Linked DNA regions of Homo sapiens: region 1 is linked to region 2. A link is a loop called in an ENCODE intact Hi-C map of the cell type or tissue named here. Cell type or tissue: PC-3. All regions are shown on one strand. Links, peaks and the distances in the headings refer to the core of each region. The heading gives the core; the rest is flanking DNA.

Region 1 (5,304 bases), core at 1,025-3,524, 600 kb after region 2:
AGTAGCTGGGAGTATAGGCTCACACCATGACACCCAGATAATTTTTATTTTGGTAGAGATGGGGTCTCATTATGTTGCCCAGGCTGGTCTTGAACTCCTAGCCTCAAGCAATCTTCCTCCTCAGCCCCTCAAATTGCTGGGATTACAGGTATGAGCCACTGTGCTGGCCCCAGTGTAGAATTCTGACATTCATGAGCTATAAGGATACATACTATTTACAAATACTTTTAAAACTCACTTCACAAGATTTGTAGGTCAACTGGAACATCAGTTAAGGCTTTTATCCAAGACAATTAATCAAATAATGGAGCATTTCTCTAAACTTAATGCTGGCATGACATGAATGCCAGGTTACAAAGCTTCCTGTCAGAGGGCCTGAAAGTGTACTAACTTCTTATAAATGCCTGTGATAAACACCCAGCTGTAACCAAGCCCAGAACACCCCACCTCCTCTTTCTTTCATTTGCAGTACAATCTCATAATGAAAAGCCAATAGAATCTGCCAGGTTATAGAGGAGATTAAAAAGAGATGAGGGCTCAATCCACAGTCCTCTCTAAGCTTAGCCTTTCCCTGGTGATTCCTAAGTCTAGAAAACAACCCAATTAGCTACGTTATACTACTTTTTCATATCAGGTCTGGAGGGCTATACTTTCATTAACTTTGTGGAAATTAAAATTACCACTGAGGAGCTCTGGATTTTGCTACAATATTAGCCAATTCTCTCTTTCAAGAGCCCTCTTGTGTTTTGCTCATGCAGTTGTGATTAAAACAGTTCCCTCTGTTCATGGGAATAAGTTCTTCTCCCACGACCATCACTAAGCCAGTGAGAAAAAAACTCAACTGTGGTCCCTGCAATAACCACTTGGAAAGTACAGGATCTAAAAAATATAATTGTGTGTAATTCTCACAAACGGTGGCTTTGTATCTTGTCCCTGCCTCCTCATAAATACACTACCTACTTGGGCAACATGACACCTCTTGAATTCCTGTCAGGTTACATCTGCCTAGAAAGCTTTTCCTCCCCATCTCTCATGGTCAAAGTCCTACCAGGCTTCCAATGCCCTTCCTCAGTTCTTCATGAAGCCTTCCTTATCTCCCACTTAGAAGTCCCCGTGCCCCAAGTCTCTCAGAGCCCTCCCGTGAGCACTTGCCCTTCTCTTCTGTAAGGCCTTGAGGTCTGGGGAGCAGGCCCATGTCCCCACTCCCATAGCACCTGGCTAGTGCAAGGTGACCCTAATTAAGTGTTAAATGAACCACTGAATGCACCCTTCAGGCTCTGGGTCTAGCCTCAGACTTCAGATTTGTTTCTTCCAGGTGAAAATGCTCTGCTTCAGTTATCACAATTGTGTCAGTAGTCGGGGCTGTCACAAGGCGAACCTCAAAATTTGGGTTCAGCCTGGGAGGTCACATGGGTCGTTGGCTTCATGTAGAAAGGAATTCAAAAGCCAGCCTACAGAGTAAAGTAAAAGCAAGTTTATTAAGAAAGTAAAGGAGTAAAGGATACTCGATAGAGCAGCCCTGAGGACTACTGGTTGGCTATTTTTATGGTTATTTCTTGATCGTGCGCTAAAAAAGAGACAGATTGTTCATGAGTTTTCCGGGAAAGGGGTGGGGAATTCCCAGAACTGAGGGTTCCTCCTCCTTTTAGGCCATATAGGGTAGTTTCCAGACATTGCCATGGTATTTGTAAACTGTCATGGCGCTGGTGGGAGTGTCTCTTAGCATGTTAATGCATTATAATTAGCATATGACCAGTAGTGAGGACCACGAGAGGTCACGTTCATGGCCCCCTTGGTTTTGGTAGGCATCTCTTTTTATCAGGGGAGGTTTTTGCGACCCATACCTTGCAAAACCAGTCCTACCAAACTCCTATCTCAGGGCTGCCCAATTTTTGGCTAATCTGACCATTTATAGAAGGAAAATGCATTTTCTCCTTCAGTTCAGAAAATAATTAGAAATTGTCTCCCTTTAGACTTATCTGTGTACTATTAATTCACCACCTTTAAACGAAGCTTTTAGAAAATGTGTAATATTAGTACTCTTGCAGATATTTTTTCAGATTTCCCAGATGTAAAATAAACACATGTAATTCTTTCCACACTACAACATAAATACATATTTCACTCCAGGGATAAATTGGCCTATGTTCATGTAAATTTAGTAGCAATAAAAGGTAACCGGCAGCCTGAGGAAATGCTCACTGGCTCCCTTCCTAGGCTTCTGACTGTATACTTCACCCTCTGTGCCACCCCAACGCATCAGGAACCCAAACCTACATACACCTCTAAACAAGGCAATTCCTCTAGTTAAAACAATAATATTGCTTCGAATTGAAATATATGCTAGATTTTAATCAAGCTCCATTTATTTCACAAACAATTTCCTCAGCATTCACATTGGGTAGGTATTACCCCTTAAAGGGTCTTAGAGCTCTGAAAAGTTAATCTGAAGAACAATGACCATTTTTGCCCATTCCATTGCTGCCCCCTGCTGACAAAAGAATGGACACCTTTGGCAGACACTGCACTTTCCTGAGAAGACGGCAGCCGCGGAAAAATAAGCCAACTGAACTACTGAGTGCCAAGCCCCATGGAAAATAAGAAAGGGGCCCTTAAGAAGTGGTACCCAAATGGTCTTAAGAATGAACAGAGGAGACAAAACATGCAAGCATGAAATAATCAAAGAACAGACGGCTGGGCACGGTGGCTCAAGCCTGTAATCCCAGCACTTTGGGAGGCCGAGGCGGGCAGATCACCTGAGGTCGAGAGTTTGAGACCAGCCTGACCAACATGGAGAAACCCCGTCTCTACTAAAAAACACAAAAAATTAGCCAGGTGTGGTGGTGCACACCTGTAATCCCAGCTACTCTGGATGCTGAATCAGCAGAATTGTTTGAACCCGGGAGACAGAGGTTGCAGTGAGCCGAGATCACGCCACTGCACTCCAGCCTGGGCAACAAGAGCAAAACTCCATCTCAAAAAAAAAAAAACAAAAAAAAAACAAAAAAAAACAGAATAAAAATATATTTTATTAAAAATATATTTTTATATTATAACTCATTATAAAAATATATTTTATTAAAAATATATTTTTATATTATAACTCATTATAAAAATATATTTTATTAAAAATATATTTTTATATTATAACTCATTATAAAAATATATGAGTTAGACTGTAGCTGTGCAGACTACAGGATTTGGGAAAAGGAGAGGCAGATGAAGATGGAGACGCCATATAGGCTGTCAGTTCCCAACCTTTTCACCACTAAGGAACCCCACCTCACCCACTTCTTGCTTTCAGTTATTTGTCTACATAAGAAAACCAGATTTCCCAGCAAATGCTCACTTAACTCCAGCCAAGAGCAAAGAAACAGATAACTGCTTGATTGTAGGTATTTTTAAATGGTGAAAATAGTTCATGGATCCCCTAAGAAGGTTCTGAAATCTATGGACCCTGCAATGCCATCTCAATGGGTTTTTCAAGGGGTTTGGGAATATCCACAAAATATATTTGATGACAAGGTTCTGCCTGTACCTAGAAGCATTTTCCTCCTAAGGAAAGAGTCCTTGACTTTCATTAGATTCTCAAAGAAACTTGTGGTCAAAGATAAAGCAATCAATAAAAAAACCAAAACTTGTAGTCTCAGGGATGTCAGGCAAGGGACTACTGATACAGATAAAGAGAAAAGGTGCAGGGAGCATTTTCCCATTTCTGTCCTGAGAGGCTAATGTTCAGGTTTAAACTGAATTTTAAAATGCCTATTTTTCCTTTCCTCTGGAAAAAAGTTGGGGGACGGGGGTTATACCAACTCTACAATGCTGTTAATGCCATATCATTCCCCATCAACAATTTCAAAGATTAAAAAATAATCGACCCAAATAGCCCATTTCTTAAGCATTTATCCTGTGTGGTCTGTTCTCCTTGATGAACAGGTCATCTCTGTTTGTAAAGCTGGTTTGAGAAACAGGAGTCCATTGTCTGACACTTGCTATGTTTACTATCAGCTAAAATGCCTGTAGGAACTAATTTTGAGGCCTGGCACGGTGGCTCACGCCTATAATCTCAACACTTTGGGAGGCCGAGGTGGGTGGATCATCTGAGCTCAGGAGTTCGAGACCAGCCTGACCAACATGGAGAAACCCCATCTCTACTAAAAATACAAAATTAGCCGGGCATGGAGGTGCATGCCTGTAATCCCAGCTACTTGGGAGGCTGAGGCAGGAGAATCGCTTGAACCCAGGAGGCGGAGGTTGCGGTGAACCAAGATCGCGTCATTGCACTCCAGCCTGGGCAACAAGGGCAAAACTCTGTCTCAAAAAAAAAGAAGGGAACTAGTTTTGAGCTCAGCTTCACGGAAAACTAACAATACATAATAAAATACGAGAAAATACAAGCTCCTACTCAGTTAATTTGTTTACTGGTCGAGGGAGCACCCCATTCTCCCCATTCTAGGAAGTGGCACAGTTTAGTGTCTAGGAGTGTAGGCTGAGGACACCACTTATTAACTGTAATCTTGGGCATGTTTAATCTTCCTTGGCCTCAGTTTCCTTACCTGTAAAATGGGGCTCACAATAGTTCTCATCACATAGGCTTATCATGAGGAATGAATCAGTCCATATACGTGAATCACTCAGAAATGCTGCTAATACACAGCAAGTGTTACGTAAGTGTTTGTGTCTGTTGCTGTCCCTGCTACTACCAGTTATTACCCTGAAGGTTAAATGAGATTACACTCAGAGTGCTTAAAACAGTGACAGGCATGTAGGAAACACTGAATAAATGTTATCACAGATACAGAATTTCTATGCTATTGTGGCAGGCCAGGTCTAACTAACAGCTGAACAGGCAGGCCTCCATGACAACTGTTTCAGCACTAACTGAGTGGGTAAGTTCAATATTAAAAGCTGATAGAGCCAGTGTCCTTATGCAAAGGCTGGAATGTCACAAACACCCACCAAGAGTTTTGCCCAGGCCTTTCCTTGGCTTTGAAGCATGACAAGATAAAGAAGGAATTATTAACAGGACCCATTTAGGATTAAATGAGTTTTATTGGGGGTCTGAAGGAACTCCCCAGACCTCCACAAACAAGTTTTATTGGGGTATAAAGGAACTCCCCAAACCTCCATGATTTAGCAGGAGACAAGACAAAGGTAATCACCCCTGTCACCTGGACCCATCTAGATTAAGTAAATTTACTAAGGCTCCAGAGGAAGGTCTTCAGGACTCGGACCTTAATCACTCATGTCTTTAGATGAATGCACACTTACATGTCGACATATAGCTTAGAAGGTATATACGCT
Region 2 (5,304 bases), core at 1,893-4,392:
CTCTACTATGTTTACAAAATGATGCACGGAATAAAACATATATTAAAATTGGGTTGTGGGAAATAAACCACCATTCCAAATGTCGACAACACAGAAGCCAGGAAATACACATTTCAAGTATTCTCTTTTTATTGCTCATTCATCCAAGTTTCACATGTAAAACCAACATCCTAGAAACCAACCAAAGAGTTTAAAATGCTACTTGCTACTAATGCAAGAATGGGGTCATTAATTCCTGTCTATTATCTCTTACTGTTGTCTGAGGAACCTCAGATAATACACCTTAACTTAGTTAAATGAAAATTAAGGTCTGAGTTTTTGTTTTTCATTATGAAAAACAGAATGGAAAACAAAAGATATTTGAAGACTATAAAAATCCTTGAATGGTACAAATATTTAAAAATTCTAAGTAGTCGTTAAAAGAATTCATGGCCCAGTAGAGGAGAGTGGGTTCAGGGTGTGGACAAAATGAATCCTTAGAGTTCTTTCCAGCCGGTAGCTACTTCCACACAATTATGATTCCTAATTAGTCCATGACCCAATCTTTAGATTTGCACATCTGATCTCCTAATTTAAAATTACATTTGTAAATGTTTATATTTTTATTATCTTAGTGGTTAAAACCTGGGACTCCACAGACAGTTGGACTTGGGTTTCAATTCCAGCTCAAAAATGTGTTAATGATGTAATCTTGGGCAAGTTAATTAACTTCTCTTAGCCTCAATTTTCCTGTCTGTAAAAGGAATATACAAATAATATTCTCAATAAATTATTATATTTGCAAATAATTTATATGAATAAATTATAACTAAATATTAAATAATATAAAAATCTCTCTATAGGGGTTGTTGTGAGGATGGCATGGTAGTAGGAAGTGCAGTCATTGTTAACATCAACATCATTATCTCCATGATCATATTCACTCCTACCGTCATAATGAATTTTTGCAAAAAACATAGAGGAAATCATCTTCATTTTCTTAAAAGAAAAATAGCCCACCCCAAGGAAACAGATGAGGGCCATTCATATATATATATATAATTAGTAAAGTAGTAAAGGCCAGTTTTGCCAGACTTAACCTTCCAGAGATACATTATGGGAGCTGTGCTAAAAGGGAATATAAGGGAAGTATATCACAAAGCCTAAGAATTTGTGGTAACTAGTAACAAAAACTGGGACAAAAGGAAACACATGCCAGCAAAGCAGGCTCAGGATTCTCTGAGGAAAGTTAGCAAAACCTGGACCGTGCAAGAAAGAAACCAGACTAAACCAGTGTAAAGGCCACTTGCTTGGGCTCAGTGTCTGAAAGTCAGCACTCCCTCCTTAGGGTGGAGACTTCAAGGTTATATCAGAATTTACTACATAACTTTTGTTGTGAGTTGTTACAGTGCTTTAAAGCTCATACAGTATGTAGTCAGTGTAACATAGTACTAAATTTAGGGTGCGGATTTGGTCACTCTTAGCTAATCTTTTTTATTGTCCCAAGAACATCCCAGGATTAAAAAAAAAAAATCTGAGAATGACTATAGATAGAAAATTGGAACCTGATGAACTGACGGTTTTATTTATAGTCCTAGAGTGGCCAAAATCAGATGAATACCTGATTTGTGCGTTCAGACACCGCATGTTATAACATGAACTGCTTTCTTCGACTCTGAAATAAAGTGAATCCTATTCATGGCAATCAGTTTAAAGTAATTCTTTAAGACACTTAATATTTATTTATTTATTACTATAAGTTCTAGAGTACATGTGCACGACGTGCAGGTTTGTTACGTATGTATACATGTGCCACGTTGGTGTGCTGCACCCATTAACTCTTCATTTACATTAGGTATATCTCCTAATGCTATCCCTCCCCCCTCCCCCCACCCCACGACAGGCCCCAGGGTGTGATGTTCCCCATCCTGAGGACACTTAATATTTAAAGCAGCATAATGTATTGCTTTCTAGAAAGCCCCAAATTCATGAAATCTAGCAAGCAGAAGTCTTGTCTATTTAACCAGCAATGAGGCATACAAAGAAGTTTTCCAAAAATAACAAAAACCAGAAATTACTTCTTCCTGGAGCTGCAGGGAATCATATTTACCAGCTTCACTGAATAATCAACTAAAAGTGGAATTCCTGAAGAAACACTGGCCATAACCAACAAGATACAGAAATCAACATCACGTGAAGCTATTGAGGCCCGTAGAGCAGTCACTACCCTGCAGAGATCAAAGGAAAGAAAACACTTCATTCTAGGAGCCTGAGAGCCACGCACGTCCAAGCGCTCTTATCCACACTCTCCTCATAGCTCTGCTGCAGATACCACTGAGTAAACCAGTCCCTGGCTAATTGTTCCCTTAACAGCAGAGAGTGAAGGATGATGACAGCAACAATAACATTAGCTGACACTCGTGAATGCTTACTATGTGCCAAGTACTTTTATAAGTGCTTTATTCTACACTAAAACATTTAATTTTCCCACAACACTATGAAGTAGGTGCTATTACGATATGCGTTTCACAGATAAGGTTGCTGAGGCATAGAAGAGTTAAATAACACAACCAAAGCCACACAGCTAATAAGAGACAAAGCGAGGACTTAAAATTGAGCTTTGACTCTAGAGCCTCCATTCTCAACCATCAATTTACTGCCTCTTGGAAAACGGAGGTGTTCTGGTTGATGTCCATTTTCCCCGGTGCTCAGAAGCTTCTCAAGTGTCTAAGCTAACCTAGCATGAATAAAAGGGGAGGGGTAGGAAAAGGGACAAAAAAAGCTTTGAGGAGAGAGAAATAGGATTGATTTAACAAGCAATCCTGTAGTTTAATTTCTATGCCTATTAAGTATAGCCGTTCTTCCCTTCAAACTTTTTTTTATAAGAGAACAGAACAAATTTTAATGGAAGTCAGGCAGAGAAAGGACAAGAGAGCAAGTAAATTGTTATCTGTAGATCATTGCACAAATGTAAGATATTCTTAGCAGTATTTGAAGCTGTAAGAAATTCAGAGAATGCAATGCAATTCTGCACAGACTAACTCACTGTTAGTCTGCTGAGTGTTTGGCCAGCGTGTTAACTCTTTGTGGCTTCTTGCAGTCTTTTACTGAAAAGTTATTTACTTTCCTGTATTCCTATTACCAAGGGTCTATTCAGGGAATGAAGAAAAAGAACGGCGATTCAGGAAGCAGATGGGGTGAGTGAGCTCAAGGTGAAAGAATGAGAACTAAGGTACTTACTCATTTGGCAAATATTTATTGAGCATTTCTTATATGTTATAAGTGCTAAGCATATAAGGAAAACTGAAATAGACCTCCTACCCTTAAAGAACTTACAGTCTTCTTCAGGGGTCAACATTTTTTTTTCTATAAAGGGCTAGATTGTATATGTATATATATGGCTGGGCAGGCCATAAGGTCTCTGTTACAACTACTCAACTCGCTATTGTGTCAGGAAAGCAGCCAAAGACAATATGTAAATGATGAGTGTGGCTGCATTCCAATAAAACTTTATTTTAAAATCAGGCAGTGAGCTGGATTTGGCCCAAGGGCCATAGTTTGCAAACCCTTGTTCTGGTAGACATCTCAAGAAAGGCTTACAGGAAAAACAATTTCTGTGTGGTTTTCTGTTCTGATCTGTTGAATTTAGCCTTGAACAACTTTTGTCCCAGTATCAAATCTTTGAATCTTATTTAGTTCCTCGAGGGTTTTGTAGCTGTTACTCCAGTCTTTTAGCACTGACTGTTGCTGGGGAAAATCTGTATCCAGCTGATTTTTTCCCCTAATAGGTGACTCCCCAGGTGATTCTTTCATTATCTCTGAGGTCCAGGAGACTTGTTAGGATATGTTGTAGTGATCCCAATATGAAAGGCTTTTTCTTTCCACAGGAGATTTTAGCCCATTTATGAGTACGGATATGACAAGTACTTTTATCATCCTATTTTATATTATGCTTTCTTTTTCTAGCTTCAAAACTTCTTTAACGTGTCATCTTTTGCTTTATATTTTGTGTTTCTTCTCATCTTTAGTACCATATGTATTTTTGTGCTAGCAGTTATCTTTATAACTGCAACTTATACACTACCTATTAATTTCTTACTATAAATGATGAATTTAATACATTTTCTCTTTCTCCTTCCTTCCTCCTTCACCTCTACTATCCACTTTTAGTCAATTATTTTATTTTATTTAATAGACACCTTTGTAATGGTTATGTAATATTTTAATAGTTACTATTTAATATGCTCTTTCATGTTTTTTGCTAAGGTCATGTTTGGTTTCTTCTTGTATTCTTACTACCTGCTGTGGACTGAACATTTGTGTCCCTCCAAAATTCATATGCTGAAGCCTAAATACTCTATGTGACAGTATTTGGGAGTGGGAACTTTAGGAGGTAATTAGGTCATCAGGGTGAAGCCCTCATGAATGGGATTAGTGTCTTTTAGAAGAGACAGGAGAGAGATAATGTTTCTTCTCCTCTCTATTATGTGAGGAAACACAGAGAAAATGGTCATTTCCAAATCAAGATGAGTGCCTTCACCAGATGTCAGATCAGCTGATGCCTTGATCTTAGACTTCCCGGCCTCCAGAAGTATGAGAAGTAAATTTCTGTTGTTTAGTCATTCCGTCTATGGTATTCTGTTTTAGCAGCCCAAACTGACTAAGGCACTATCTTTATTTTGAGCTCTTACATTTCTGCTTTTTGTTCTAGCTCCACAAAGGTGATGGGATTGTTAGGTTTATTTAGTCATAATGGAAAAATGGTTGCGATTATTATCTTTTTGATAGTAATATTTTTTTTCTAAACACGTATCTTTCTCGGCCACTGTTTACTATTGCTTCTCATCACTCTTTCTGGTTTCTTACACTGATCCTGTACTCTACATGTTTCATTACTCACCATTGAAGTTGATGGGTATTTTTTGCAACAATTATTGTGTAGATTTCTTGTTACAGGTGTACTTGAATATTGTTTGCTGTGTGTGTGTGTGTGTATTTATGTGTGTTTACCCTTTCCTTCTCCCCATCTAATGGAGATAGACAACTATAGGGTTTTTTGCAATGTAAGGACTTGTGTCTCCTCCACTGCCATGTAAACACCTTGCTTCCTGCAGATGTGGCTTACCTGTGTAATTCATTTAACCTCATCTCCTTTGTTTCTTGAAAGGAATACAGGTCTGGGGAGTTCCAGCAACCACTGGGATTTAGATATTTTTCACCTGAGTGTGTGCTTTCGCTTTTCATGGGTGACTTGTTTCTGGCCATCTCTAAGCTCTCTGGCCATGGTGTTTCTCTCTGCTTCATGCGTACCCCTTTGCTTGGGTT

The links. Peaks named below come from ENCODE experiments on the same cell type or tissue, not always from the same donor. Only the 100,000 strongest peaks of a DNase experiment are listed, where the experiment ranks them.
Region 1: it touches region 2 in a loop (8-fold over the local background); 2 of 110 quality-filtered maps call a loop at or near these places.

The regions. Positions count from the first base shown.
Region 1 is chr3:31,766,469-31,771,772 of GRCh38, forward strand. The region is part of intron 4 of OSBPL10 (oxysterol binding protein like 10); the gene reads right to left. Among named protein-coding and RNA genes, the nearest start is that of OSBPL10-AS1, 65 kb to the left of the region's middle. In PC-3, for the core only: a CTCF peak has its summit at 2,471 (motif pointing left); no DNase peak of the experiment used is centred there.
Region 2 is chr3:31,163,294-31,168,597 of GRCh38, forward strand. No RefSeq gene overlaps it. Among named protein-coding and RNA genes, the nearest start is that of MIR466, 4.2 kb to the left of the region's middle. In PC-3, for the core only: no CTCF peak of the experiment used is centred there; DNase peaks (open chromatin) are centred at 3,158 and 3,498; H3K4me3 peaks cover 620 bases; H3K27ac peaks cover 1,720 bases.